Linked DNA regions of Mus musculus: all the other regions are linked to region 3. Evidence: chromatin loops called from intact Hi-C (ENCODE). Cell type or tissue: left cerebral cortex. All regions are shown on one strand. Region 1 holds the start of Tcf25 (transcription factor 25 (basic helix-loop-helix)). Region 2 overlaps Spire2 (spire type actin nucleation factor 2). Region 3 holds the start of Vps9d1 (VPS9 domain containing 1).

Evidence for each region. A loop is a pair of places that touch in the nucleus more often than their neighbours do. Peaks named below come from ENCODE experiments on the same cell type or tissue, not always from the same donor. Only the 100,000 strongest peaks of a DNase experiment are listed, where the experiment ranks them.
Region 1: it touches region 3 in a loop (2.4-fold over the local background); 4 of 42 quality-filtered maps call a loop at or near these places.
Region 2: it touches region 3 in a loop (2.2-fold over the local background); 4 of 42 quality-filtered maps call a loop at or near these places.

The regions. Positions count from the first base shown.
Region 1 is chr8:123,372,584-123,375,083 of GRCm38, forward strand. It overlaps Tcf25 (transcription factor 25 (basic helix-loop-helix)), which reads left to right and starts at 1,128. Exons shown (of 18, transcript NM_001037878.4): 1 at 1,128-1,481. The coding sequence starts at 1,290. In left cerebral cortex, a CTCF peak has its summit at 1,078; DNase peaks (open chromatin) are centred at 1,123 and 1,811; H3K4me3 peaks cover 2,083 bases; H3K27ac peaks cover 1,876 bases.
Region 2 is chr8:123,360,039-123,362,538 of GRCm38, forward strand. Spire2 (spire type actin nucleation factor 2) reads left to right here. Exons shown (of 15, transcript NM_172287.2): 9 at 35-224; 10 at 1,212-1,327. Among named protein-coding and RNA genes, the nearest start is that of Tcf25, 12 kb to the right of the region's middle. In left cerebral cortex, a CTCF peak has its summit at 1,501; a DNase peak (open chromatin) is centred at 1,491.
Region 3 is chr8:123,253,855-123,256,354 of GRCm38, forward strand. It overlaps Vps9d1 (VPS9 domain containing 1), which reads right to left and starts at 368. Exons shown (of 15, transcript NM_028200.2): 1 at 134-368. The coding sequence starts at 232. Zfp276 (zinc finger protein (C2H2 type) 276) reads left to right here and starts at 341. Exons shown (of 11, transcript NM_020497.2): 1 at 341-1,069; 2 at 1,853-2,156; 3 at 2,430-2,476. The coding sequence starts at 862. In left cerebral cortex, CTCF peaks have their summits at 312 and 1,517; a DNase peak (open chromatin) is centred at 390; H3K4me3 peaks cover 2,302 bases; H3K27ac peaks cover 2,138 bases.

The sequences.
Region 1 (2,500 bases), 120 kb after region 3:
ACACAGGCTGGAGTTATCACAGTGAAAGGAGTCAATTGAGGAAATGCCTCCATGAGATCCAGCTGTAAGGCATTTTCTCAATTAGTGACTAAGGGGTGAGGGCCCATTGTGGGTGGTGCCATACCTGGGCTTGGGTTCTATAAGAAAACAAGCTGAGCAAGCCTCCATGGCCTCTGCATCAGCTCCTGCTTCCTGGCCTGCTTAGTCCCAGTCCTGACTTCCTTTCGTGATGAACAGCAGTGTGTATGTAGTGTAAGCTGAATAAACCCTTTCCACCCCAACTTGCTTCTTGGTCATGATATTTTGTCCAGGAATAGAAACCCTAAGACAGGTGGTGTTTTTGTTTTGTTTTAAAAAAAGGTCGGTTGTTGTTGCACACACTTTTGGTCACAACACCTGGGAGGCAGAGGCCAGCATGGTCTGCAAAGCGAGTCCCAGGACAGTCAAGGGTACACAGAGAAACTCTGTCTCAAAAAACAAAAACAAAAAGAACATGGAAAAAGAAAAGATCTGTGCCGAGGATCCCTATGTCCTTATTGTGAAAATCTTCCTGAATTAGAATACACATAGGTAGGGCTGCCGTGACTTCACACCACGGATCCACACCTAGGCAGCTCTCCCCTCACCCAATACCCCTGTAACATGACCACCCCTGTTGCGTTCGCGACAATAAAAAGCAAGCCCTAACACCTAACTCGGCTCGGTGCACGTTGTGGAGAGGAGTTACCCAGTCTGAAAGAAGTTAGGTTGGTTCTATTAAGGTGAAAACTGTCCCTTTGCAGTCTAGTAACAACGTGGAGGTGGGGGACATCGGACAAGTCGCATGGGTAGGCTAGCAGAGAGGGGTTGGGGACTGGGTCCCTCGCTCCTGTCATAGCAGAGGTCTTTGCACACGGGCCTTGCGGCGTGCGCACCTGCTCTCACGGCCTCCTCGCCTGCCCCACCCCTGCCCGCTCGCCCCCAGGCTCGCCCCCGGGAATCGCGTTCGTGCGGAGCAGCGCTCTGAGCCTGCGCGTTGCTGCCCGCCGCACAGCCGGCTTTCTGAAAGCCAGCCATCTCCAAAGCCGAAGCACCGCACCACGGCCGCCGCTAGGGCCCGACTCTCGCGAGAGCTCCCTGGGCCACCCTTGCACCTTCCCCGACTCCACGGGGAATTGGGAGGAAGTTCCGGAGAGCCGCGGCGCGCAAACGCGACACGCCAATCTTGCGCCAGCGCGCCGCAAGTGCGCAGGCGCCGCCACACTGCTGCTCTTCCTCGTCCCTCTGCCCACATCAGGCTGTCGGGTCCTATGTCGCGCCGGGCCCTCCGGAGACTGAGGGGGGAACAGCGCGGCCAGGAACCCCTAGGGCCCGACGCCTTGAAGTTTGTCCTCCTTGATGACGATGACGCAGAGGAAGAGGGACCAAAACCGGGGCTGGGTGGCCGGCGCCCCGGGGGTGCAGGGAAGGAAGGAGTCCGTGTCAACAACCGGTTTGAGCTGGTGAGGAGCTGGGCAACCTGAGGGGGGGGAAATGGTGGGGGCATGACGTCATGCGAAGGGGCACAAAGTTGGGTCTGGACTGCAGTCGAGTGGGCGGAGAGAAGGGACTGCGCCGCATCGGGGAAGGCGGGTCTTCAGCCGCAGGGTGGGTGGGGTGAGGAAGCCGTGTTCCCCGTCCGAGATCGAGTGGAAGGTGGAAGAAAATGCCGAGCGAAGGGGCTGCTAAAGGCTAACGGGGGTGCCGACAAGGGGCTGAGTGACAGGACTTTGCTGCAGCATAGGGCGTGTCTCGCGGCTGTGTCCAGAGACGTGACGTGACGCAGGGCAGGACGGGGCAGTGACGTCAGAGTGGGCGGGGCGTGACATCCGAGACAGCTAAGGGGGAGGGGCACTGTGGATGGCGAGTGGGAGGTGGGGTTCAGTTGGGTCTAGGCTTCACTGAAGGAGTAGGGTTGTTCTGTCCGGGGCAATGGGATGGTAGGGTAGGCTTGGTTTCATTTCTGCGACTTGAGGGAGGTCTCTCTTCTGCAAACATTTCGGCTTATTCATCACAGTACTTCTGTGTGTCCCAGCTACTTGTACCTATCGTATCGTATTCCTCGCAGCAGAAAATTGGGTAGCAGTCCTGAGCCCCGTGTTTTTCCTTACGACAGACTGACCTGGGTCTGCAGTTTCATATGTGTATAAATTATGATTCTGACTTCATGTGTGGGCAGATAATATGTCTTTTCCTCGTATCTCCAACTTCCACATATGGTAAGGTGTCAGTGGCCATTTTCGAGTGAGTAAAAAGATGTAATGTGTCTGAGACTCTCAGTCTTGCAGTGAATTGTCTCAGCTAGCTGGGACACACGGAAGTACTGGGTCTTCCTCAAGTCGCAGATATGAAACCATGTCTATCCTACTGTTGCAGCACCCAAGACAGCACTACCCCCAGTTGTCCCCAGCTTTTTATCAGTTAGCAGGTTTAAAAGTTCCTAGCAAAGATATTGATTGGTGTGAGAAATGTCACAGACATT
Region 2 (2,500 bases), 110 kb after region 3:
AGTCAGGAGGTGGCTCAGCCCAATGTGCTTTCAGGAAGAAGAGTCCCCATGTGGGGAGGTGGCACTGAAGCGGGACCGCTCTTTTTCGGAACACGACCTGGCCCAGCTTCGGAGCGAGATGGCATCTGGCCTTCAGTCAGCCGCTCAGCCCCCAGGAGGGACGGAGCCACCTCGGGCCAGAGCAGGTAGCATGCACTCCTGGAGGCCCAGCAGCCGAGACCAGGGTAAATACCGCCTTTACCAGTGCCTGCTTCTCTCACGTTCACTCCACGGACTTTGTGTTGCAGCCTGGGTCTCACGACTTCTGTGAGGAGGCAACTACCGAAGGCATGGAGCTGTGCCCTTCAGGGAGAGGGCACGGCCCGTCTCCACCTAAAGCAGGCACACTTGCTTTCCCTTTGAGACTAACCAGCCCGTATTCATTGCGAAACATTTTCTAAAGCACTTGAACCCTTGGGGGAGAGATGGCTTTCCTACTGAGGCACAGTCACCAGCCCCTGTCCCCACCAGAGGGCTTAAGCTAGAAGCAGAGGCGCTGGCCCGGTTGCACGGGGGTTAGTCCTGTCAGTTAGTGGCTGGACTCGCCCGGAGTGTTAGAAATGGAGTCCCGAGAACATGACCAACCAACCCAGAGGATTTTAGCACGGCCACAAGTTTCAGTTTAGTAGAAGTGTGCGTAGCCGTATCAAGTCAGGCAGGGACACCCAGTGAGTCACTTTCATCTCTAAAGGAGTCCCGTGTCTCCGGGAGGTTAGAGCTCAGCCTCATGCTCTCACATGACAGAGTTCAGCCACCGTTGATCAGCAGAACCCAGTGTTCATTCAGCACCCCGTGCAACTTGCCGCACATATTTTGACACCAGGAAGTGAAAACTCTGGAGGAATGCGAGTTTTTTCATGTGGCTTCCGTACAAAATTTTAAGATTAATTTTAAAAGCTTTTTTTATCTTATATGTATGGGTGTTTCACTAGTATGTCTGTGTACCGTGTGTATGTATGTGTGTATATGTATGGTGCCTGGTACCTGCTGAGGTCAGAGGAGGGTGTTGGATCTCCTGGATCCAACACCATGTTGTGATTCACCATGTAGGTGTTGGGAACTGAACCCTGGCCCTCCGCAAGAACCGCTGAGCCAACTCTCCAGCTCTCCGCTTGACTTTTAGCCTGCTGGCCATCCCCACTGAGACGCGCACGCTGTCGTTCTCTCTCCAGGTTTCTGTCCTGTGAGCGGCCAGTCCCAGCCTCTCCCCAGCTCTGCCTTGCCCAGTAGCTTGAGCTCAGTGGATGGACCTGAGGCGGCTTCACCAGATACCAGACACCTGTGGCTGGTAAGTGACAGGGCAGGTTGCCCGGGTGGCCTCTTCAGCATCAACTTCATCCTTTCTTTGTGCTCAGGAGGAGGAGATAGATGTGCAGCATCCCTCCCATGTGGCTGGGTTCCTCAGGGTCTGGTCCCTGATGCTGGTGAGATTGTTCTTTGCTGCCACTTGCTGGTACACATTGGTACTGCAGCCCCAACTGCAGAGACTTGGCTTTCAGATGGACAATAAGTGGGATCAGGATAGACAATGAACCCTGAACTCTTGGACTTGGGGTCAGAACAGTCTTTCAGGGAGTGTGCTGTTGGCTGGGACTTTGACATGCTGGGTCCCGTGAGTTTTGTGTTGTTTGTATGAAGAACTAATAGTTACTACTGCCCGAACGAGGTAACAGGTAAACAACCAGAAGAGAGCATCAGATCTTGTTACAGGTGGTTGTGAGCCACCATGTGATTGCTGGGATTTGAACTCAGGACCTTCTGGAAGAGCAGTCAGTGCTCTTACCCGCTGAGCCATCTCACCCCAGCCATAAATACCACGAGAAAGAAGCTGGGAGTCCTGATGCCTCGCATGGGGTGGGGCATGAGAAACTCCTGGTGCTGTTCCAGGACTAACAAGCCCTGTGCAGGGTTACCCACTGCACATCCGAGGAAAAACATCCAATTTCCTCCCTTGTGGCACTCTGTGTGCCGGTCCCCACCCTACCTCCGTGAACAACAGCTAGCATTTTGAGTTGTGTGTGCCATGTTGAGAACTGTATGTTATATTGCCTCAAGGGAGCTGAAACAACCCCATTTTACAGAAAAAGTAGGCTTAGAAGATCTACTGATGAGGGGCTGGAGAGATGGCTCAGTGGTTAAGAGCACCGACTGCTCTTCTGAAGGTCCTGAGTTCAATCCCAGCAACCACATAGTGGCTCACAACCATCCGTAATGAGACCTGACACCCTCTTCTGGTGTGTCTGGAGACAGCTACAGTGTACTTAGATATAATAATAAATAAATCTTAAAAAAAAATCTACTGATGAGATTTACGTTAAACCAGATAACTCATTCACTCATAATACTGAGTTAGGGCAGATGGCCTGCCTGGGTCCAGAAGAGCACACTCAGAGTCAGGCAGGCAGAACATACCCAGGGCTCCCAGGGTCAGCACAGATCAAGGGAGAGGAGGATTGAAAGA
Region 3 (2,500 bases):
CGGGCGCGGTCCCAGAGCCGCCGCCGCCGCCGCGCGCATCGGGAGCGCCGAATCCCTCTACACGCCCGCCCTCGCCCACCCACCAGGGGCAAAGGGCCTCCCAGAGCTGCTTCCGCGACCCTCCCAGCCTCACCCGGGGCCGGTTGCCGGTGTCTAGCTCGATGGCCTTGTTGGCCAGTTTCATGGCGCTCTGCAGTGGCTTCGCCCCGCCGTCCCCGGCCGCAGCGGCCATGGCGCTGGGCGGGGGCGGGGAGCGGGAGGCCGCGGCGGCAGGGGCGGGACGGGGCGGACGCCTCCAGACCGGAACGCGGAGCGCGGAGCTGAGGGAGGCGCAGGAGCTGCGCACCGCCGGAAGGGGACCCGGACACACTTCCGCCGGCCTTGCCCCGCCCCGCCGCGCCCCGCCCCGCCGCGCAGACTTGGGTTTAGGGGACCGGAGGGGTCAGTGGCTCTTGTCACCTCCTCCGGCCAACTTGCTGCGAGCGCGGACGGGAAGGCTGGCGGGGAGAGCTACTGCTCTGAAGGGTTTCTGTTGTGCGCCACCGCCCGGGCGGCAGTCCGCGGCCGTTCACCCTCCGGGCTGCCCCTCCTTTAAGGGCCTGTCGCGAGTTCCGAGAGACCCGAAGAACTCCGGGCTCCTGACCCCGCCGCGGCCGCTGTGGCTCCCCAGACCGCTCCTCGCTTCCTTGCAGCCCTCGCTTCCTCCGGCTCCGATCTCGGGGAGCCGAGCGGAGCGGGGCAGCGCGGCGGAGAGTAGCGGAACGGCACGGAGTGTGCCAAGTTAAGTCCGCTCTAGCAAGAAGTCAGGGGGCCGAGCCACACCGAGCAGCGCGGAGCAGGGAGCGAGTGTCGCCTACCACCATGAAGCGGGACCGCCTCGGCCGCTTCCTGTCTCCCGGAATAGCTCGGCAGCGCGGGGGTTCGGGCGGCGGCTGTGGAAGCGGTCGGACTCGGGGTCGCCCTTCTCGCAGCGGCGGAACGAGCGCTGACGGGGCGGCTGCTCAGCTCAGCTGGGGCTCGATGACACGCTCCTGCGGGGACACAGGCGACGACGGTACAGACGAAGCTGGTGGGTTCCAGGCGTCCTCGGGCCCCGGTGCGAGCTTAGTGATAATGAGAGCAAACCAGGCCTCCTGGTTCTGGAGAACGCGGGCCCTCTGGAGAACTGCCGATAGAGGCCCTTTCCTCTGCCGCCCAGACAGCTCTGTGTCGCTGCTATTTAGTGCGTAAGATTTGAAGGCACACAGGTGTGGCTTCAAGTTTGCTCTTCGTGCTATGGACTTTTAGGGTAATTGCTTAACTTTTTCTGAACCCCAGTTTCTTGATGGTTAAAACAGGCCTATAACCTAACCTGCGTTGGGAACTGAGTTAAGTGAACTAACTGCTTGTTCCTTGTGCGGCTGCGAGTTTGTGAACAAGCAGCAGCTAGTTAGGTTAACAGCCTCCATGTGCATCACATTAGTGTGGTGTTCTTCAGTCATCTGAGAATGGCTTTCCTATGTAAGCTGTCCTTTACTCCCACTAGGGGCAGTTGGGTGGCATCATGCACATGCTGCAGGCAGGGCACCTATAGATGGACAGGGATGAACAGTGAGTTAGTTTCTTGAGGCACGGCTTGGACACATTTTCAGAATAGGGATGTTAAGTTTCATCTTCGTTGTAGGCATCTGGGGTTCCTTGAATATTGAGTGTTCAGTGAGGAAGGCCAGCTCCCGAGTCCCAGTCCCGCTACTCTTGTGTTTAGGAAGCCTGGTGCGGGCACTTCTCTGCTTGCAGTGTTCGGAGGCCAGGGGGAAGAGTGGCCCTTGCACTGCGAGTACCTCGCTTATGTCACATTTGCTTCTCTGCGCAGGAGCAGGCCGGACTCTCGCTATGGGGCATTGTCGACTCTGCCATGGGAAGTTTTCCTCACGGAGCCTCCGAAGCATCTCTGACAGAGTGCCTGGGGAGACTTCAGAAAGACTGTCCCCAGGAGAGCGTGTCTTCATTAGGGACTTCCAGCGTCTGCTGGGTGTCGCTGTGCACCAGGACCCAGCCCTGCCTCAGTCTGTCTGCAAGAACTGCTACACCCAATTCTATCAGTGCCACAGCCTTCTCAGGACCTTCTTACAGAGAGTCAACGTCTCCCCAGCTGGCCAGAGGAAGCCTTGTACAAAGTAGGCCCTTGTTGGATTTCTAGGGACTTTTAGGGGTTCGTCACCCTGTGTTCTAGGTGTTGACTTAAGGCAGTGACTTGGGGTGGACAAAAGCTAGCATACAAAAGCTCATGGTGTTACAATGGGGTGCTGTGGTGGCAATGTTTGCAGAGATCTGAGGGTGAAGAGCTATCACTTAGGAGAGAGGGAACCAGGGCAGCTGACAGAGGGGCCCTGTGGAAGACGTTTGTGACCTTGAGAGGTTCCTAAACTGTGGCCACTGATGCTTTGCAGGGTTGGTGTTCAGCCTACCACAGTGGCAGAGGAGGGAGCATGTGTGGGTGAGTGCTATCTGTGCCAGGGTG